Regions from separate parts of the Homo sapiens genome. Here region 1 is linked to region 2. Evidence: chromatin loops called from intact Hi-C (ENCODE). Cell type or tissue: endothelial cell of umbilical vein. All regions are shown on one strand. Links, peaks and the distances in the headings refer to the core of each region. The heading gives the core; the rest is flanking DNA. Region 1 overlaps MTHFD1L (methylenetetrahydrofolate dehydrogenase (NADP+ dependent) 1 like). Region 2 overlaps MTHFD1L (methylenetetrahydrofolate dehydrogenase (NADP+ dependent) 1 like).

The links. Hi-C counts contacts between places; a loop is a spot of excess contacts. Peaks named below come from ENCODE experiments on the same cell type or tissue, not always from the same donor. Only the 100,000 strongest peaks of a DNase experiment are listed, where the experiment ranks them.
Region 1: a loop joins it to region 2, with 4 times the contacts of the local background. A loop is called at or near these places in 4 of 110 quality-filtered maps.

The regions. Positions count from the first base shown.
Region 1 is chr6:151,053,724-151,065,185 of GRCh38, forward strand. All of the region lies in intron 26 of MTHFD1L (methylenetetrahydrofolate dehydrogenase (NADP+ dependent) 1 like), which reads left to right. Among named protein-coding and RNA genes, the nearest start is that of MIR12131, 43 kb to the right of the region's middle. RefSeq lists enhancers at 6,343-7,542, 7,790-7,959 and a cis regulatory region at 7,875. In endothelial cell of umbilical vein, for the core only: no CTCF peak of the experiment used is centred there; DNase peaks (open chromatin) are centred at 6,038 and 6,588; H3K27ac peaks cover 5,505 bases.
Region 2 is chr6:150,998,485-151,009,946 of GRCh38, forward strand. It overlaps MTHFD1L (methylenetetrahydrofolate dehydrogenase (NADP+ dependent) 1 like), which reads left to right. Exons shown (of 28, transcript NM_015440.5): 21 at 11,335-11,462. Among named protein-coding and RNA genes, the nearest start is that of MIR12131, 98 kb to the right of the region's middle. RefSeq lists enhancers at 10,472-11,210, 11,211-11,462. In endothelial cell of umbilical vein, for the core only: no CTCF peak of the experiment used is centred there; a DNase peak (open chromatin) is centred at 6,207; H3K27ac peaks cover 4,456 bases.

The sequences.
Region 1 (11,462 bases), core at 1,735-9,734, 54 kb after region 2:
GTGTTGGACTCCTATAATCCCAGCTACTAGGGAGGCTGAGGCAGGAGAATCTCTTGAACCCGGGAGGTGGAGGTTGCAGTGAGCCGAGATTGTGGCACTGTACTCCAGCCTGGGTGACAGAGTGAGACTCCATCTCAAAAAAAAAAAAAAAAATGCTTATCATTGCACAGATAGCTGTACAGTTTTTTATTATTTATGATAACGGTAACTGACTTTTTGTTAAAGCTGGTTTGGAATCTGGAGGTTATTTTAATTTTGATAACTTTATGATTTTAACTTTTAATTTTAACTTTATGATGTTTGTCATAAAAGAGTGGAATGTGCTCCTATTTTGAGATGGAAACATTTCGGCAGGGAGAGAGAAGAGAGACACCAAACCACCTAACAGCCAGGTTCCAAGGGGAGATTCATTCAGCGTCTTTGAAGCATTGTTAGTTTTCATTTGAGGCATAAATTGGAAACTTATATCTTTCTTTGGAGTAGGAAGTATTTCAGACAGAAAAAAAATGATTGCTACAACAACATCACGAAAAAGAACAGAAGGTTTCATGAAGAGTAATAAAGTTAAGTTTATGAATTAGAGCTTCAGATGGGAAATCTTATTTGGACAGTAAATGGTTAATGGTACAGGGACACCATGATGGGGGATCTTTGCAGCATTGAAAAAACACGCGTCCATAAATCCTTCTCTAGCACTTCTTTGTGATCACAGAGTCAAGCTGAGGACAATGATGGAGTGCTCCAGTTCATCCGAAGTGCACGAGTCCCCTTTGCAGCAGACTCTGACATTCCCGGCCCCTCTCCGGAGTGTTATCAACATGCAGTCAGTGCTCTCTACGTCATTACTTTAAAAACAAAAACTCGGCCAGCAGCAGTTCAGTACATCTTCAAAGATCTTGACTTGTAATTTTTTCCCCTGCATCTTCTCTATTGAGCACATGAACTGACATCTTTCTACCCCCAAATAATCAGTTCTTTCCCCCTAAATAAAATGGGTAATCCAAAAAAGACCCATCAAAAGGAAGCTAAAGATAGTAATGCCTAGGTAGTTTCGGGACCAGAATGATTGTCTCTAAATATGTACATGTACAGTGATTACGTGTTTAAAATGTTTAATGACTTGGAGAAATAGTGTGTTGAGTGGAGAAAAATGAGATTTAGTAGAGCATAACGTCAACAGTGTAAAAATACATAGAAAAGCAAGCAGGAATAAAGGAATGTTTAAATAAATTACAAAGATAAAAATTAAAACCGTAATTCAGCCGAGCCTGGTGGGTCATGCCTGTAATCCCAGCACTTTGAGAGGCTGAGGCAGGCAGATCACTTGAGGTCAGGATTTTGAGACCAGCCTGGCCAACGTGGTGAAACCTCATTTCTACTAAAAATACAAAAATTAGCCGGGCATGGTGTTGGGTGCCTGTAATCCCAGCTACTCAGAAGGCTGAGGCAGAAGAATCGCTTAAACCCAGGAGATGGAGTTTGCAGTGAGCCTAGTTCGCGCCACTGGACTAGACTAGGTGACAGAGGGAGACTCCGTCTCAAGGAAAAAAAAAAAACTTAACTAGAACATTTATTGAGCACTTACTAGGTGCCAGCTAGTGCTCTGAGTGCTTTGTGTGTATTAACTCATTAATGCCCCCAGCACCTCTTGAGGTAGATTAAAATCTCCATCTCGGTTTTACATGCAAGGAAACCAGAGCAGGAAGAGCTTCAGGAACTTGCCCTCCTAGTAAAGATAGAAAGTAGCAAACCCAGGATTCAACCCCAGAAATATTATATACTATGTTTGTGCTGAATCTTTTTTTTTTTTTTTTGTTTTTGGAGATGGAGTTTTGCTCTTGTTGCCCAGGCTGGAGTGCAGTGGCGCGATCTCGGCTCACCGCAACCTCCGCCTCCCAGGTTCAAGTGATTCTCCTGCCTCAGCCTCCCAAGTAGCTGGGATTGCAGGTGCTCACTACCACGCCGGCTAATTTTGTATTTTTAGTAGAGACAGAGTTTCTCCATGTTGGTCAGGCTGTTCTCAAGCTCCCGACCTCGGGTGATCTGCCTGCCTCGGCCTCCCAAAGTGTTGGGATTACAGGCGAGAGCCACCGCACCTGGCCTTTGTGCTGATTCTATAGTCTTATTTTCACATCCTATCAGTTACTGTAAGTAACTCTTGATTCCAAGAACTGTATAATAGGAAAGGGTAGCTTCCAATTATCTACTCTTGCTTGATAATGCATTAATTCCACATAGCCTTTAAAAGTTTAGTAAATTTTAGGATAAATTTTCGAACTGTTATTTCCTATTGGCTGTTAGAAAATTGTGTTGCTCAAAGGGGAACATGTCTATTGTGCCTTGTGGAGATTTTCCTACAGCTTTTCTGGCTGACCCGTCACTTGCACTCTGGAACTCTCCTAAACCAGATACGGCCCACCACGTGGCATGGTGTGGATCCTGGACTTTCTGTCATCCGTTAGGTTCATATTCTTGAAGCAAGTCTAGAACTATTTTCTGAGAGATTCCCTGGCTGTTGTTCTGTGTTTGGGTGGGTTAGTCACCTTTTTAGGTGAGAGACTTGATTTGGGTACACAGTTTCACAAAAGTATTGTCAACCCTGCTGGCCAAGTGACTGACGTGCTGGGCATGGGAGCACACTCCATCGGCATGGCAGAGTGGATTCACTCCATGCCATTGCCAGAGAATAGGACTTTGAACCACAGCCACCCGGCTTTTTCTGAAAGGCCTGCTTGGGCAATGATGCCTGGAGAATTATCTGAAGAATGCAGTCTGTCCATTCCTCTGGAGATGGTCTAGTTTTTATCCCCAGACCAAGCTGAACCTCTTAGAGCTGTGCATTTATATTGTGTGGAATTGCCTTCAGCGACGTGTTCTATAACGTCGTGTTCTTGTCACCTTTTGAGGGACACTGGTGCTGTGGGGAAGATCCTCACCAATACGCAACAGCAGGGCCCTGTTCTCTCACCTGCCATCCCCTCTGGAAAGCTCACAGAGAGGGTTTCCTGGGTTGCTCCTTTTCCAAGCAGGACTTCTACTGTAGACTTACAGCTCCAGTTACAAGCCTGTGTGCTTGTCTGTTTCCCCACAAGGTGTTCTGACCTGGGAGGGAAGGGACGGAATCCTATTCATCTCTGAATCCTAAATGCCAGGCCTAGCACTTGGCACACAGTGGGTTCCAGTTGTGGAATGAATTTTTTTCAGTCCTGACAATAAATGTTGGGGTTCTTTAGTTTGTTTGTTGTTATTGTCTGTTTTATTTGTATTTTGGGGTTTTTTGCTTTTTCCCCCAGGGAATGAAAATGCCTTCTCCATATGAACCAGACATATCCTGGGGCTGGGGCTGAGTGTCCTTTGTTGTTTGCTCTAATTATAACTAATGAACAGTTCAGCTCTGGTAATTGTAGGCTTGCTGGACCCAGTGCCTGCCTTCTAACTGAATCTTGACTCTGCTCCATTATGTATTTTCCATGATCCTGATTTCTGTCAATCTAATTTTTAAATTTCATTCTAAGGCAAACCTGCTCATGTTCTTCGCTGAAATCAACCTCCCCTTTCTGGAATGGACATATGGAAAATTGGAGGCAAAATATAATAATGGTGGTGACTCAGACTGCTTTAAGGCCTGAGAGACCGGCCAGGTACTGTGGCTCACGTCTGTAATCCCAACATTTTGGGAGGCTGAGGTGGGTGGATTGCTTGAGCCCAGGAGTTTGAGACCAGCCTGGGCAACATAATGAAAACTCATCTCTACAAAAAGTTACTGGGCTCAGTGGTGTGCACCTGTAGTCCCAGCTACTCAGGAGGCTGGGGTGGGACCATCGCTTGGGCCCAGGAGGTAAAGGCTGAAGTGAGCTGTGATTGCGCCACTGCACTCCAGCCTGGGCAACAGAGTGAGACCCTGTCTTAAAAAAACAAAAAGACCCATGAGACCTAGACTCCCCCTGTCAAAAATACTCACACACACACATATACGATAAGATAGTATTTCTACCTTTTCTTTCTCAAAACATTCCACAGAACAGTCTTACCTTCGAGGAGAGCCGTATGCATGACCTTTTGTTTGTTTGTTTGAGACGGAGTCTGGCTCTGTGGCCCAGGCTGGAGTGCAGTGGTGCCATCTCGGCTCACTGCAACCTCCGCCTCCCAGGCTCAAGTGATTTTCCTGCCTCAGCCTCCCAAGTAGCTGGGATTACAGGCGCGTGCCACCATGCCCAGCTAATTTTTGTATTTTTAGAAGAGACAGTTTCACCATATTGGCCAGACTGGTCTCAAACTCCTGACCGCACATTATCTGCCTGCCACCACCTCCCAAAGTGCTAGGATTTCAGGCATAAGCCACCATGCCCAGCTGGAGGCCTTATTTTTACTGCTATTCAGAGAACCTGTGGCTTATCCATGGAGGGCTTAAGCTTTGCCTTTTCTCTTGCTCATTTCCATACCTAGCAAGAGCTTAAGCTGGTTTATTGCACTGACATTCTAATGAAATATAAATAGCTTCTCAACAGAGAGATAAGAAAGAGGAGTATCTAGTACAGCAAGACCCTCTGGGTGGGTCAGGGCCAGCTGGGGCCGTGCCGGGGCTCTGAGTGGAGGAGGTGGCGTGGGAGCACTGATGCTCGGGCTCTGTCACATCCGTTTTTGGCATTTGTCCTGGCAAAGGCTGCATTTCTGATCTTTCAGAAAGCTGTGGGTACACTGTACAGAAATGTGTTTTGCTTGCTTTGAAGGATGACCTACTGGCTGACAGCCAGCCAGAATTAATTCCATATACATTTGCAGATTTTCAGTATGAGAGACGGCAATTAGCCTACAGAAACCCATTTAACCCCCGAGGTGGAGCTGTATGGTGAAGACTGTTATTTATGGGAGTCTGTGTAATTTGCCTCTGTGACAAGGGACAGCCATGGCTCAGGAGGGCCCACGCCACCCTCCTTTTCAAGGACTCCTGCCCCTGCCTGAGTGGCTTGGCCTGGCCTGGCCATGTGAGTCTTGTGGACACGTGCACATCAGTCAGGGACCCCTGTGGTATGGACCAAAGGGTTGTTTTTTACTGTTTTAACTTATTTAATAGCATCTCATCAGTATTACAGGCATGTGCCGCCACGCCAGGCTAATTTTTTTTGTATTTTTAATAGAGACGGGGTTTCACCATATTGGCCAGGCTGGTCTTGAACTCCTGACCTCAGGTGATCACCCCGTGTCAGCTTCCAAAGTGCTGGGAGTACAGGCGTGAGCCACCGCACCTGGCCCACAGAGCTTCTAAAGGAAATGTGTTGGTTTTTTAATCAAAGTTGAGGCAGTGCCTCAGTGAGGGGCAGGCTGGAGCAGTGGTAAGCGCGCTGAAGGAGTCGGGCTCTCTGGGCCCAAAGTCCTGCCCTGGCCACAGAGTGGCTCCCTTCCCCCTGAGGTGGGATGATGTTCTCCAGGGCCTTTTAGCTCCAGGCTGCTACAGTTCTAAACTGGTGGTGGTGGTGGTGGTGGTGGTGGTTGTGGTGGTTGTTTTAGATGCAGTCTCACTCTTTTCCCCAGGCTGGGATGCAGTGGCATGATCTCGGCTCACTGCAACCTTCGCCTCCTGGGTTCAAGCGATTTTCCTGCCTGCGCCACCACGCACAGCTAATTTTTGTATTAGTAGAGTTGGGGTTTTGCCATGTTGGCCAGGCTGCTCTCGAACTCCTGACCTCAGGTGATCCGCTCACCTCAGCCTCCCAAAGTGCTGGGATTACAGATACGAGCCACCGCACCTGGCCATGATTGTTGTTTTTATAAAATCAGAATATAAAATTTGAAAATGTTCTTTTTTGGTGAGAAATGAGAACTACCAAAGGAGTAAAATGCTCTAAAAGCCATCAGGTCCTTCCCACAGTATTGAGGCTCTGCTCTTACCATTTTGTTAAATAAGTTTTGTTCCTAACACTCTTTGTGATATGAAGTATTCTTGCTAATCAAGCTGCCCGGAGACTGGCGTTTCCCAGAGCAGTTTCGAAAGTGGAAATGATGCTGCATTTCCTACCCACAGTCTGGAGGGTGGCTGTGCTCTCTGCACGGTGGGTCTGTGCTGCTCAGTTACGGGATGGTAAGGGAAGGCTCTAACTCGGTGTCTTACACCATGCACTAGGGAGTCGCCCGCTTTATTTACGAGCGAGTTGATGCTTTCAGTGGGTTTTGGCTTTGCCTGGTTCCAGACTCAAGCCCTTCCTCTAATGTAGGGCGGGTACAAGAGAGACTTGAGCAAGGATATTGGGATTTAAGGGAAGGGCAGTGCAGGCCAAGGTCAGCAAGAGGACATCTCTAAGATGAACAGCACTGCATTTGTGGGAAGCAACCCTGCCATAAACAACTCAGTTAACGTTTACATAGTAAATAATTGCATTGCCTTGGGCTGGAATAGGGACGCCAGAAGGTATAGGACCATGTGGAATTCAGAAAAGGGAGCCCTGAAGAATGAGATTTTATTGTTCTTACCAGGAGAGTCCAGGTGCTAGAGTTCTCTCCTTGTAAGTGACTAACCTTCTCCCTTTTGGTACACAATCCTCAGATGAACGGAGATGATTCATTAGGCCATTCTAGCTTAATGGATGCATCACTGTGCAACCACGCAAATGCCTCATTTCTGATTCACTCATTTAATATTTATTGAGGAGTGCTGGGTACTAGGCCATTAGAAGAACAAACAACAACAACATAGGCCTGGACCTTGCACTTGCAGAGTTCACAGGCTAGAGAGGCACACAAGTTAAATATAGAGACAGCTGAAAGAGCTGACGTCTGGGACAGAGGGAGCCCCCTGCTCCAGGAGCCAGGGAGCAGATGCCATGGGGGGCTGGCAGGGATAGGGAAGTCAGGCCAGGAATGGGGTTACCTAAGCCGGATCATGAAGGACGAGAACAGACTCACCAGGGGTCGAGGGACAAGGAGGCAGCAAGTCCGCAGCATGAAGGCAGGAGAGAACATTGCTGTAAGCCTTTACCATGGCCACTGCATGGGGAGGAAACAGGAGATTTGGAATGAGCTGTGACACTGGGCAGGAAAGCAAGACCCAGGTCTTGTGAGGCCTTGAGCGTCAAGCTTAGGAGTCAGGACCTGGGGATTTTAAGTACAGCAATATCATAATTACATTCATGTTTCAGAGAGATCACTCAGGCAGCAGTCTGGAAGGTGGAGTGGAAAACGGAGAAATTAGTCATGAAGACCTATTTAGAAAGTAGTAGGCAAGAAATACCCAGGGCCTAACCTGAGGTGTAGGCAGGGGATGGGAATGAGAGCAATTACCGAACTAGAATGAACTAAACTCAATGAACAGGAGCGGGGAAGAGGGAATGCAGAAATGGCTCTCAGATTTCTGACTTGTTCGCTTAATGACTGGGGTTGTCATTTGTTTAGATAAGCAATAAAGAACCTAGAAACAATTTTAGGCGGAAGATAGTTGTGTTGGGAGCCCCTAAGACCATGATTTATTACAGCACAAGGATACAAAGCAAAATTAGCAAAAGGAAACAGCACGTGGGGTCAAGTCCAGGGGAGCTCAGGCGCAAGCTTCCAGAGTACTCTCCCCATAGAGTCACACAAGATACACTTAGTTCCTCCAGCATTGAACTATGACGACACCTGAAATATTGTCTGCAGAAGAGGCTCATTAGAGACTCAGTCCCCAAGGTTTTTATTGGGTAATGGTCACGTACCAAATTTCAGTCTCTCAGAACAAAAGCAAATGTTCAGCATAGACCATTTTGTTTGTGAAATTTAGGCACAGTGAGCCCCTCTTGTCAGTTAGAGGATAGTTGAAACCCTCCCACAATCCAAGTTCTCAGACTCAGGCCTGCTACATTATTTCTTTCCTACACAGTAGTGGATTTGGTTACTAACATGTTGGATCTGAAGCATTTGTTGTAATTTACAGTGAAGATGTCCACTGCACAGTTCCGTATTGAGTCTGAGGTTCACTGGAGACATCTGTGCTATCAATGAAAGTTTCTGGAGTCATTAGCCCCTCAAAGGGTCATTAAAACCAGGTCTTCTAGAGAGAAAGTCTAACCCTGTATTCCTTTAAACCACCATAGAGACCATCTAGTTCTTCACATTATAAAAATGAGAAAACTGAGTCCCCAGCGATGTGGCTTGGTTGCACATTTTTCTATTTCAAGTCTGTTACTCCTTCCATCATACCAGACTGCCTCACAAAATGACAAAGTCAGGCATTGTTCATAAAAGAACAAAATGGCATTTAGGTTATAAATCAGGCCCTTGTAAGTTTGGTTAATACAACTTATTTCCCAAAGATCCTGGTCCTCAGACCCTCAAAAGGAGAGCTGATCACATCAAGGCCTCTACCTGGAAGGAATTTCTAAGCAGCCTCTAAGTCAACTGTTCATGTTCAGTCCACCTTGATTTACAAAGAACAGTGAATCATTAAGACCTTTCTCTCCAAGGCCGGGTGCGGTGGCTCACGCCTGTAATCCCAGCACTTTGGAAGGCCGAGGCGAGCGGATCACGAGGTCAGGAGATCGAGACCATTCTAGCTAATACGATGAAACCCCGTCTCTACTAAAAATACAAAAAAAATTAGCCAGGCTTGGTGGCGTGCACCTGTAGTCCCAGCTACTCGGGAGGCTGAGGTAGGAGAATGGCGTGAATCCGGGGGGCAGAGCTTGCAGTGAGCCAAGATCGCGCCACTGCACTCCAGCCTGGAGAACAGAGACTCCATCTCAAAAAAAAAGACCTTTTGCTCCTCTTTGCTCTTGTGTCTGTTTAACAGATTTTTATGTTAACAGGCACTCTGTTTGCCACTAGGAATAAAAAGATAAATGGGACAAAGTCTTTGCCCTCAAGTTACTTATATTCTAGAGCCAAGAAAGAGATAGATGAAGAACACATCTTATATATTAGGACTGTGTTGGGGGCAGGAGTAGGCAGAGTAACCCTTTGGATATGGGAAATGAAAATAAATCAAACTCAAAACAAGTTTATTATTTGCTTGAAGCTCTGGTAAAAGATAAAGTGAAACCTGCAAACTGTAAAATGAAGTTGCTGCTACACATTTCTCCAGTTTTGGATTTCATTCTTGGATGGCCTTTAACTTGGATAGAAGGATACAAGACAGCCATATATATATATATATACAGCTGTTGCTCTTTAAGATATCCACTTCACCCTGTTGTGGGGTGGGAGGAGGGGGGAGGGATAGCATTAGGAGATATACCTAATGTAAATGTCGAGTTAATGGGTGCAGCACACCAACATGGCACATGTATACATATGTAACAAACCTGCACCTTGTGCGCATGTACCCTAGAACTTAAAGTACAATAAAAAAAAAAATTAAAGAAAAGAGATCCACTTCGCTCAGCACATGTGATTTGGCTTTGGTCTTTGGTGTTAATTTGGATGCCTAAAGAACTGACTTTCCTTGATGCTCACTCCAGCCTTTTTAGGACTAGATTGGATACATTTACATGTTTGCTGGCTGTTTTTTCTACAGTCACACATCCTACCCATAATAATATTGCAATATTCTAAGTTGTCTTGGAGGATATCATCAAGTAGGTGTCAAGTAAAACTTAATGGTAGACTGTAAATTTTAAAACAAGTTACAGGTCATTTGTGTAGTCTCTCTCTCTATATATATTAAAAGAAACAAAACTTTTCCCTCTTGAATCTTTATTCCTATCTCAGCTTCATTTATTGCCTCGTTTGTCATCTAAATGGTCTTTGTTCTTTCAGCTTTCAAACATGATTAATTGACATTGTGCAGCATAGCACAGGGAAAAGGCTGAATATTTTGTATGATGAGTAATCTAGTTAAACGCCCATCTTTCTTTTCAACTTTACCAACAAATGTGTCTTATGCAGATGTAAGGGCGGTTTGCTTATTTCCCTGTTCAAAATTTTATGCTATTAGCCTAGCATAGCATGTTTCTTTTCCATTGAGCTAGCCAAAAATAATATTGACAAATTCATGAAGCCTTCCATCTGATACTGTTGCAAACTTATGCAAATGTATTTTAGACTGTTAAGGGAATGTAAGAATTAAATAATTAAACATCCAAATGTCAAGAATGGGATAGGAAGAAGTAACTGGCCTCATGTTGGAAGTTAATGAAATATTTGAAAATATACCTTTAAAATCAAAGACATGAATTTGTGTTTTGGGTTTTTTTTTTTCAGATTTGAATAAAGCAGAGTATAATATTATAGTTGCTGCAGGAAGTTATGAGCATTTCTGGAAGTGCTTATTTTCAGCACATGCTACTTAGAATTTTAAAGGACATTCAGTGTATCTTTGTCATGAATCTTTCTACTGGGACCAGGCCACTCCTGGATGAACTCACAGATTGAGAGCTTCTCAAAATGTAAAATCAAATTGTCTTTTAAAATATGCTATTTTAAAGTTCTGGAGAATCAATGAACTTTAAATGAAAATCGGCCAATACTTGGCAAAAAGTCAATTTGAAGAGTTGTCTCTTTATAATCTCTGATTTCACTTATAGAGCTTGCTTCCAAAAAAAGTACTACGTATGTCATAAATCTGAAATGTTTTGCTTTTATGCCATTTTTAAGTCCTGATAAATATTCTTGAAGTGTTAAATTATTATTATTATTATTATTTGAGATGGAGTCACTCTGTCGCCCAGGCTGGAGTACAGTGGTGTGATCTTGGCTCATTGCAACCTCCGCCCCCCCGGATTCGAGTGATTCTCCTGCCTCAGCCTCCCGAGTATCTGGGATTACAGGTGCCTGCCACTGCATCCGGCTAATGTTTTGTATTTTTAGTAGAGACAGGGTTTTACCATCTTGGCCAGGCTGTTCTTGAACTCCTGACCTTGTGATCCGCCTGCCTCGGCCTCCCAAAGTGCTGGAATTATAGGCATGAGCCGCCGTGCCCAGCCAGTGTTAAATTATTTTTAACTTGTTAGAAATAATTGTCCCACAACTTACTGAAGGTTGGTTTAATATTCACTATTGTTCCCAAAAAACTCTTAAAATATTAAACCAACTCATAGCTCATAACTTTTCAAGGTAGCAAGTGTTTGCTAATCTTAAAATGTGTTACTATTCTTTTTTTGTTTTTTTTTTGTTTTTTTGTTTTTTTGTTTTGAGATGGAGTCTCCCTCTGTCACCCAGGCTGGAGTGCAGTGGTGTGATCTTGGATCACTGCAACCTCCACCTCCTGGGTTCAAGTGATTCTCCTGCCTCAGCCTCCCCAAGTAGCTGGGATTACAGGCGTGCCACTACGCCCAGCTAATTTGCTTGTATTTTTAGTAGAGATGAGGTTTCACCATGTTGGCCAGACTGGTCTCGAACCCTTGACCTCAGGTGATCCACCCGCCTTGGACTCCCAAAGTGCTGGGATTACAGGTGTGAGCCACCATGCCCGGCCACTATTCTTAAGTGACCTTCTGCACATCTCTGTAGTTTTATGCCTGGTGATGGCGTTTAATTTAGGAGTATCTGGCATGCCA
Region 2 (11,462 bases), core at 2,955-10,954:
AATGTTTTTACCTTTTATTGTTTACACAGGTTAAGCATCCCTAATTCAAAAATCCAAAATCCAAAGAAGTGCTCAAAAATCCAAAGTTTTTTGAGTGACAACATGATGCCACCAGTGGAAAATTCCACACCTGATCTCGTGTGGCGGGTTGCAGTCAGCATGCAGTTAAATCTTTCATATATGCACAAAATTATTAAAACTATTGTCCAGGGCCAGGCACAGTGGCTCACACCTGTAATCCCAGCATTTTGGGAGGCCAGGGCAGGCAGATCACTTGAGCTCAGGAGTTCGAGACCAGCCTAGGCAAGGTGATGAAACCCTGTCTCCTCTAAAAATACAAAAAAAAAAAAAAAACATTAGCTGGGCACGGTGGCACACACCTGTAGTCCCAGCTATTTGGGAGGCTGAGGTGGGAGAATCACTTGAACTGGGTGGCAGAGGTTGCAGTGAGCCAAGATCATGTCACTGCACTCCAGCCTGGGCAAACAGAGGGAGACCCTGTCTTAAAAAAATATATATACATATATATATATAGTTTAGGCTATGTCTATAAGGAGTATATGAAATATAAATGAATTTCATGTTTAGACAGGGGTCCCAACCCCAAGATATCTCGTTATGTATATGCAAATATTACAAAATCTGAAAAAATTTAAAAGCCAAAAATCACTTCAGTCTGGTGCCAACCATTTTTGCATAATTGCATTTTCCATGTTGCATTTTGCAACCATTTTGCATAATTCTGTACTTCTTTCCCTTTTGGGTTTGTTTTCATAACTGCTCAGTAAAAAGTGTTCTGTGTCATCTTTCCATTATTTTGGGCTAAATCATGTTAATGGCCAAGCCTGTCAGAATTCATTTGTTTTGAGTTAACTTCCTGGTGTCCAGTTCTCAGGAGTTGCAAGAATAGAGCTCTTCCCTCATGCAATCATCCAAAATCCCAGGCCTCTAACCAGGATTGGGGAACACCACTGTTGGCCAAGAGCAGAAGGCTTAAAGCTCTGGTCATAGTCATGGCACTGTACAAACTGTTCTTGTTCCCTACAAGAACATGGGAACTATTTGGATAATGGATTTATGAATTTAATTCTGATGGATTTTTATAAAGGAGCTAAAAATAAGCCTATATAATTTATTACATGTATAATCATATAATTTTAAATGTGTATAATTTATAATATTCATCGAAACATTTCTTTTTGGAAATTAAATTTCACTTTGGTCAAAATCATCTTACAAAACAAGATGACTCATGATGGTTCTAAATAATGTAAACCGGTGTCTGTAACTAATTAATGCTCTGGAGGAAGGAAATTCTGAGTTCTGACACAAAAGCACGTCTAAGTGGTATTGGTATTTTCAAAGCTTTTACTACAACCAAAAATATGTTCACGTGTACCTGTCTCCTCTTTACACTGCTTACTTTCTCTATCGCTTTTCCCAAATACGTCCCCAGTAACTTCCTCATGTTCTGTGCACCACCTCCAATCTTCCCCTAATGTGTATGAACTTGGTCATCACCAAAGAGGTGGAAAGGAAGAAGGGCATGTGCTAATATTAATATTGAGGTTTGGGCTGGGTGTGGTGGCTCATGCCTGTAATCCCAGAATTTTGGGAAGCCGAGGCAGGTGGATCACGAGGTCAAGACATTGAGACCATCCTGGCCACATGGTGAAACCCCGTCTCTACTAAAAATACAAAAATTAGCTGAGTGTGATGGTGCACAACTGTAGTCCCAGCTACTCGGGAGGCTGAGGCAGGAGAATTGCTTGAACCAGGGAGGTGGAGGTTGCAGTGAGCCGAGATCGTGCCACTGCACTCCAGCCTGGCAACAGGGAGAGACTCTGTCTCAAAAAAAAAAAAAAAAAGAAAAAAATTGAGGTTTGTGCCAGTTTCTTTTTCCTTTAGGTCTCCTGATATGTGTCTAGTTAGTTCTATATACTTCCTGGAAATTCGACTCCAAGATATTTAATAAAACTAAACAGGGTTATATGTTGAATAGACAAATCCTAAAGAGCAGAAAGGATTTAGTGGTTAGTGAAATTTCATTGACTTAAGATGAGTTGGATCCTCAAAATTAATATATTCTAAACAAAGTTCTATTTTTAAGCTGCAGTAATAATGCCGAATTTCTCTTATAGTTAATTGAATGATTTATCCTGGTGTTGTCTCCTGGTAGTCACTGAAAAAGTCATTACAATCCTCACTTTCTCCCCTTTAATTCAAGTTCAGAATTCATGTGTTGCTGTGACTTTTTTTGAGTTTATCTGCAGACAGCTGCCATTGAATAAACATGTTTATATAGGGCAGAAAAAGGCAGCCTGAAGATTCTACTTTCTATTTCTTTTAGCACTGTTTGGCAGTTAACACCAACAGCGCTTCAGAATGAGGTACTGTCCAGCATACACCTTGCTTGTTCCTCTACAAAGCTTCTATTTTTGTTTTTGATTTGTTGTGAGGAAGCAAAGTGTAGCCTTTACTTGAATGAAAGCTACAGTTTTATTTTTCTTTCTTATTTACAAGAAATTCTTTTGATGATTAAGTTAGCCAGATACGCCCCGTGCGCTCATATTTCTTAACCTATTTTGAGCTGAGCTAGTTGCAAGGACTAGTTCTTCTGTGAAACCTCTGGCAGTCCATAAATTCAAGTTCGTGTCCAGACGTAATGGTGAACTCAATATGTTGTATATTTGATATATGTTTGTTGCACACATGGAGAGAAAAGTTGCTACCATTGTGAAGTAGCCATGAAATCCGACAGTTCTAATTTCTTTATCTTCTGAGTACCCATGGAATAAAGGACCTCTTAGTGCCATAGCAAGGCAGAAGTTTAATTTGCAATTCTGGTGGCAACATCCAGGTATTTCAAGTAGAAATTAAGAAAACTTTACGGAAAAACTATCTCAGCACTTCAGTTTAACTATTTTTCAAAGTCCAAGGAGGGTTTTCCCCAGTGTAAAAGCAGAAATGAGAATTTCAGATCTAAAGCGGTTCTTGCCTTTTCTTTTCCCTCCATGCACATGTGCTGACAACAGAAAGTAAAATTTGAAAAGAAAACCCAGGCTAGAGCATTGGGGTCACTCATTTCCCATCCAGCGAAGGGAGAGCTGGTGCCTGGCTGGGGGAGGTTAGGAAGGCAAGTCTTGGGATCTGATCACTCGGCTGGGAGTGGGTAAAATACCTGGACCTCAGGAGGCCGGATTGCAGCGCCAGTGTTCTCTACCTGTGTGGCCTGTTCCTGCCTGGGGTTGGGTACCAAGTCCAGGTGGAAGTGGTCCCTGGAGCATCCTCTCTCTGAAGTGTTTCTTTGTCAAACAGAATACTCCCTGCTGCTGCCCCAGAACTCATCACTGTTGACACATGGACCAAGAACTAGCAGAGGAGGTGATTTATAATCTCTAAATGAATTGCTCTAAAAGAGACAACAAGCACTCTGACTTAAGTAAAGGAAGGGAGGGTGGGTGGAAAGGAAGGAGGATCATAAAGAACATTCTAGATTGCATACTTTGGTAATCACAGCAGGGCCTTATTGCAGTTAGAACAAAAGCCTGGACACACTTACCTCTCAGTTCAGGAAAATAATTTAGAGCTACTTGTTAAATGCTGGAGTATTATTGAAGTACCAAGTGTTAAGATTTTCACTGAAAGCAAAACTGACCAAGCAGCTCAGCTAGGGAAATGCTATGTGATCAGTTGATTGTTTGATGAGGAGTATGGAGCAGGGACTTTGGCAGAGGTTGCTAGCAGACAGGCCTTGGTTTTAGTCCAAGCTCTATCGCTTAATAGCTGTGTGACCTTGGGGAAAATTATAAAATTTTCCAGTCCTTAGTATCATAAACTGTAAATGGAGGAGAAAGATGCCTCACAGATGTTGAAGGTGAAGTGAGACAGGACACCTAGTACATTGCCTGGCTACATAGAAAATGTTTCACAAATGTTAACTTGAGGCCCTCTCCCCATGCCTCGGTCTCTTAGAATGGTTTTTCCCCATCGTGTGCACATTGAGCGGTAAGGCGGACAGCTGCCGCCGCCCATGCTGCCCCATGTTGAGAGCATTTCTGTTGACCTTCCCTTCTTCCCTGTGAAGCTGGTTCAGCAGTCACCTCATCACTGTTTTTCTTCTCCAGAGAGTGCTGGGTTGTAGCGACCATACTGTTGACGCAACACATCCCAACCACGCTGGACGGAATTTTTACTGCGATAATTCATATTCCAGGATCTTACAGTGCACAGGGTTACAACGATTAGCATAATGATCTTGCACAATCTTTCTGCCTAGCATGTAGTGCATTCGTAATATTCTCAGAGGAGGCGTCTAGAAAGCGCCAGGCTCCTTCCTCCTGCGTGAGCCACTGCAAGCTGTCGGCGCCTCAGTGCTATGGAGACCTTGGGTGGATTATTCCTTGTTGGCGGGGGGAGGGTCCCAGCTGTCCTGTGCATTATAGGATATTTAGCAGCATCCTTGCTAGATGCCATTTACAACAATCAAAAATGTCTCCAGGCATTGCTAAGTGTCCAGGTGGGGAGCGGAATAGGCAGAACCGCCTCCAGTCGAGAAGGGCTGAACTGTACTTAGGATTTGTGATTCTGCAGAAATGGGTTCTGTGAATGCACTAAAGCATGAGAACATCCAAAAATCAGTGTGGCACAGAACTGAATTCAAATTTACCTGGATCCAGGTAAATAAGCACAATTTTGAAAGTACCAAACAGAATTCAAGAAAAACAACAACAACAACAAAAAACACATTAAAAACAGAAAAGTTGGCCGGGCGCCGTGGCTCACGCCTGTAATCCCAACACTTTGGGAGGCCGAGGTGGGCGGATCACCTGAGGTCAGAAGTTCGAGACCAGCCCGACCAACATGGTGAAACCCTGACTCTACAAAAAATACAAAAATTAGCCGAGCGTGGTGGTGGGTGCCTGTAGTCCCACCTACTCGGGAGGCTGAGGCAGGAGAATCGCTCGAACCTGGAGGGCGGAGGTTGCAGTAAGCCGAGATCGCACCATTGCATTCCAGCCTGGGCAAAAAGAGTGAAACTCCATATCCAAAAAAAAAGGGGGGAAAGGTCAGAAAGACGTTCTTTTTCACTAGGTGATGAATTAATCTTTCCCATCTTTGTCATGTTAAAAATGTGCCTGTGGCTGTTTCTCCACTAAATGAAGACACTGGCACACAGATGATTGTGTGTAAACACTAGGCAAGACACTAGGCACAATCGTAGGGGTTCAGTAATTATTGAATGAGAAGAAAGAAAGGTTGTTCTTGAATTCTGTGATGTGAGTGTTTAATGATGTTTTTGAGGAGAATGCCATATGTAGCAGACAGAACCCTGGGCTGGGCATCAGAGGGACCGGGGGCACCACACTGGGCTTTGTGTCATTATCTCCAGAAAGTAACTGGCCTGGTGCACAGGAGAAAGTTAGAGTACATTGTCCATACAGTTCCCACATAGCTGTAGGGTTTTATGAACCCATATTTTAAAGGGCCTTCTAATGAAGTGAGGATGTTAATGCTTTTTTTTAAAAAAAAAAAAAAAAAAAGAGAGAGAGAGATTGGTGATTACTTTAAAATCTGAGTCCTGGCCAGGACTCACGCCTGTAATCCCAGCACTTTGGGAGGCTGAGACGGGCAGATCATTTGAGGTCAGGAGTTCGAGACCAGCCTGGCCAACATGGTGAAATCCTGTCTCTACTAAATACAAAAATCACGCTCCTGTAATCCCAGTTACTTGGGAGGCTGAGGCAGAAGAATCACTTGAACGTGGGAGGCGGAGGTTGCAGTGAGCCAAGATCACACCACTGCACTCCAGCCTGGGCAACAGAATGAGACTCCATCTCAAAACAAACAAAAAAATCCAAGTCCTAATTATCGCTGCAGCTTTCTTTAATGTGTGCAGTAAGGTGGGGACATACAGAATAACTTAAGATGTAGAAATCGTCTCTCCCTCCCTGAAGAATATCATGGATACTACATTTGCCTGCCAGGAATGTTGTGTTGTTCTGGTGTTCTCGTTTCTGCCGTTATCATTGTTTCTGCTTAATTTTTACAACACAACTCTGGCCGCACCCGTGGATGATCATGGAAAGGCAGCTGCCTGGCTTTCCAGAATTGTTTTGACTCTCCATCTGAACCCAGAGCTCTGTTTCCTGTACAGGTTGCTAGCAGTATTTACCCAAATTGTCCCTTCCCAACTCAGACCCACTGACCCTTCCTTTCTCAGCTGATTACGGGTTTAAGTTTGAATCAAACCATGCTATAGAATCACTATCTAGCAGCTTCTGTGCTTGCACAATAAGAGTATTAGTCAGCGTTTCCTGTTTTCATTCATATTGTAAGTTGAATAGCTGTAACAAAAGGGAAAGAGATTGCCAAGACAAATAATTCTTATGGCTTGTGCAAACAATTTATTACAAGCCTTATTAAATATGCAGCTTTCAGAAGTCTACGTGATATGCCTTTCAGCAAAGCTAAATCCTACTATGTGGACTTGCTTCATGACTTAAGAACAAGTCTATATTGAATTTAACATTAAATAATTATTTGGCCTGTATCTCTTTTAAGCTTTGTTAAGAACTGCAAATATGATAAGGGAATAAATTGCTCATTTCAAGTCACTAAGAAAACCTAACCTATAGGTTATATATGTTGGCAGTTCCCAAGAAGTACCTAGGAAATGGAACCTTCCTATAAGAGTGGTTTGTCCCCTTCTCACGAGATGGGTCTTCATATCAAGGCCCCCTAAGGCACAGATACACAGCACTCCACAGTGTCCAAGTTCGTAGTAATTGGTGGCACCTTATTAAAGTAGTTTTTACTTTCATAATTACTGATTACACATCAGCATACCTTTTCCATGTTCTGTTTCCTTGGCAGCCTGATATTTGAATACAAACGACATAAAAGTGATTACATGCAGCATTTCAGGACAGTTTTCAAACTGAGAGAATTTGGCACTTTCTTTTATTTTCTTCCCATTCTTCGTCTATTTCCTTTGCATTTGGAAGCCAAACTCCTCGAACCTTTACTTCTGCATGTTGTTTTCGTCCCCTAGCTAGAGTTCTCTTTATTACTACTTTTTTGTTTCCAATTGGTCTCTTTTTAAAAATAAAACATGGTGAAACCCCATCAATACAAAAATTAGCCGGGCATGATGGCGGGTGCCTGTGATCCCAGCTACTCGGGAGACTGAGGTGGGAGAATCAATTGAACCCAGGAGACGGAGGTTGCAGTGAGCTGTGATCGTGCCATTGCACTCCAGCCTGGGCGACAAGAGTGAAACTCCGTTTCAAAAATAAATGAATAAGTAAATTAAAATATGAAATTAAGCTTAGCTAGCCTGTGTAGATGTTTTAGATGGTCATATCTTTATCGGATATGACATTTATGCCTTTCAGTAAAACCATTGTAGTATTGTAAGAAAAAAAGGGAAGTATGATAGGGAGGACTAAGAACATATTTGTACTTCTATGTAATGCTATTTTATGTGTCTATTTCCATTGAAGTGTGGCCTTGACATCACTGGCTCCCAAGTCCCATCCTGTTTTTTCATTGACCTGCTTGTGCCAGGTACTGCGTTAGGAAGTGGAGCTACCAGATGAATAAGGCGTGGTCCCGCCCTCCATGTGGGAGACGGCACGTCAGTGTACTTAGGATGCTGCATGTGGTGACAGATGAGGGCCCTGCAAGGGAGCACACCACAGGGCCGGGAGGGTGGGATGGGCGGGAGGAGTAGCCAACTTTGCCCGAAAGCATCAGGACAAGCTTCCAGGAAATGGCACATCCAAGCTGAGTCTTGGACAGCGGGTTAAAGAGGCAGAGAGGGGAGAGAGGAATGTTCCACATGGGAAAAGAGGTCTGGAGGTGACAACAAGTAACATAGAGTATGTGGGCTGTGCCGGAAGCTTGATATTACAGAGGCACGAAGTCTGAGGCAGGGAGTGTGAAGGAAGATGAAGGTAGGGGAAGGAAGTTTACACAAGGGTGGCCTTGACTTTTATATTAAGGCACTTTAGGGAAGCAGGAACCACTGAAGACAGGAGAACATGGTGACTACACGGGCGCATTGAAGGGGGGAGGAGCTAGGTTTTTGAAGGGAATTTGAGCTTGCAATTTTTCAAGGGCATTCAATGGTTATAAATGAAACTTTTCATTAATATATTTGTGTCCAAGTGTTTTTAGATGTGCTTTTCTGCTACTCTCTTTTTATTTGGTTTGGAGATAGATGGTGACTTTCCTTCAGTGCCTTCTATGTGTCTTGACATGTTAATGTCTCAAACACATGGTCCGTATCATCATGGAGCTTGCAATCTAACAGGGTAGTTTAACACATAAATATGCATCCAGTTGGAAAGAACTTAGAGATCACTTGATCAGCCCCCGTTATGTAAAATGTATGCAACAATCTACCTCCAACTATAGGGCGACATTAAACAGTTTTTCAAAATACCATGGCATTGAAAAAAATGCGTAACATTTGGGTTACTTCAGTCCCACTCCCCGGTACTAATCAGGCCAGTGAACCAGTCTTGCTGGTGAAATAATGACTTCTCCAGTCATGATGGATGATTTCCCTTCATCATGACCATTTCTTCCCTGGCTCTGCCTTTACCTATGAATCTCTTCTTTCCTCCCTCTCCTTCCTCCTCTTGGTCTCTGCCTGCCATACCCAACTCCACATTTCTCTGCTTGGAAAAATCCTACTTGATTCTCAGAGCCTGACTCCATCACCCCCTCTCTCCAACCCTCCCAGGCAAACTCCGTCCCTCCCAGTGTGCCGCCCTCCAGCTCTCTCTAGTTGAATAGCAGATGTTCTCTCTCCCACTTCCCTGCAGGGCTTCAGGGTAGTGACCCTAAGAGTGAGCTTCTACCAGTGAGAAAAACGCCTGGATGGAGCAGGAATTCCCACAAATGCTTAGGAATTCAATATGATTTTTAGCAAGTGGGAGAATTATCCTTTTGGTTACAAAGATGTGAACTATTTTTGTGAGTTCTCAGTATGCACCAAGAAAAACCCCAGTGACTCAGTAATGTACCTGTGCCGTCTCACTTAACCCTTCCAACAAGGAACTTGCCAAGGTGCACAGCTGGGAGGGATCCGGGGTCCCGTCCGTGTGCTAACCTGCAGGACAGCGCCGCATAATCCAGTACTGGGGCCTTATTGTCCAGCCTTCCACCTCCAGGAGCCCACTCAGTGATGACTTTTGACAAAAGTCACCCGGATTATCCCTCTTTTGGGGTCCATGATGCCACCAACGGCTAAAGTTAACAAATGCATTACCAGGAGGTACCACTGAGGTAAGGATTGTTACTGTAAGTGATTTTCTCTGATTTTGACCACTACAAGTAAAATCACAAGATTTGTCCCAAATACTATATAAAGAGGAATGTCTTTTATTTCTCGAAATTGTTCTGCCACTTTGTTTGTTCAAATAACACATAATAAAGGATAAATGGCTTGTAGCTATATTTATCCAAATTGAACATTTTTGATGTAATTTTTTTAATTTGTCAAAAGCATATCAATGGTCATAAAAATTTTTTATGTCCTCTGGCCCTATTACCTTACCCTTGGGAATTTATTCCAAGAACGTAATTTGAAAGAGATTAAAGCACATAGGCACAAATATTTTCAGTGCAGTATTGTTTATATTGGAAACAACCCAAATGTTCAGTAACAGGGGGAACAATTTTGTAAATCTTGCTACAGCAACTTAACAAAATTATAAGCTGCCACTTATAATTGTAAATTTTGAAAGTTTGTAGCACAGCAAGGAAACTGATCATGTTAAATGTTTCTGATATCTTAGTTAATTTTTCTCCCGCCAGTTCCGATCGGTGTCCTGGTCATACCGTCAGCATATAAGTATGTATTTCATAAACATTTACTTTGTATTAACTCAGTAGTATTCCCTTCCTAGAGTGGTTTGCTTCCCAGATTGTAATGGACAATCATCTCACCTGGGGATCTTGTAACAATGTGATTCTGATTCTGTAAACTTTGTGGGGAGCCCAAGATTCCACATGTCTTAGAGGCTCTCAGATACTGCTGATGCTGTTGATCACGAATCACGCATTGAGCAGCAAGGTCCTAGAGCTCTTTGTGTATGAAGAAGATACTACTGACCCAGTGCCTCGCTATCTTGAAAGGCAGCTGTGACCTTTCTAGCAACTGAGGGGGTGGGGACTAGAAACGAGTGTTTTCTGGTGTTTCTCTAATAAAGCTGCTGTCTTGTATCCAGATTGACCATCAGTATCCTTATGCCCTTCAACTAACTTGAAATTTGTCAGTTAACAGAAATTACTGGGTGGCACTAAAATAAATTATTCTTAATATAAAGGGTAAGAAAGGGTCGGGTGTGGTGGCTCATGCCTGTAATCCCAGCACTTTGGGAGGCCAAGGTGGGCAGATCACCTGAGATCAGGACTTTGAGACCAGCCTGGCCAACATGGCAAAAACCCGTCTCTACTAACAATAAAAAAAAAAAATTAGCCGGGTGTGGTGGTGGGTTCCTGTAATCCCAGCTACTTGGGAAGCTGAGGCAGGAGAATCGCTTGAACCCGGGAGGCGGAGGTTGCAGTGAGCTGAGATTGTGCCATTGCACTCCAGCCTGGGGGACAAGAGCGAAACTCCATCTCAAAAAAAAAAAAAAAAAAAAGAGTAAGAAAGGATCTTCCATTGTAATCATACTATCATTGCCTTTTGAAACAATTTGGAACCTGATTACAAAGTTGAAAATCCCCATCTGTATGAAGAAAAGCTTCACTGGCTGGTCACCTTGGCTCAACGCCTGTAATCCCAGCACTTTGTGAGGCTGAGGCGGGTGGATCACAAGGTCAGGAGTTTGAGACCAGTCTGGCCAACATGGTGAAACCCCATCTCTACTAAAAATACAAAAATAAAAAATTAGCCAGGTGTGGTGGCAAACACCTGTAGCTACTCAGGAGGCTGAGTCAGGAGAATCGCTTGTGCCCGGGAGGCAGAGGTTGCAGTGAGCCGAGATCATGCCGCTGTACTCCAGCCTGTGCGACAGGGCAAGACACCATCTCCAAAAAAAAAAGCTTCACTGTGAGTTATGATATGGGAAGAAAAGTCTTGGCCTGGCCACCACAAGGAATCCCTCAGGCCTGGCGGTGGGAAGCAGAGGAGGGCGCAGTCTCTTTAGGGCAGAAAGTGAAGAACATTTCTATGACAATGGGGAAATCAGTTCACCTTTGTGTTGGTAAACAAAAGGAATGTAAGCTGTCCTTTGAGCTCGAATCATAGTGGTGATTGCCAAAACCTACCTTTGTTTTTAGAAGATAATAGCACATATTCCACTTGCTTCCCCACAGTGACCGAAGCTGGCTTTGGTGCTGACATCGGAATGGAGAAATTCTTCAACATCAAGTGCCGAGCTTCCGGCTTGGTGCCCAACGTGGTTGTGTTAGTGGCAACGGTGCGAGCTCTGAAGATGCATGGA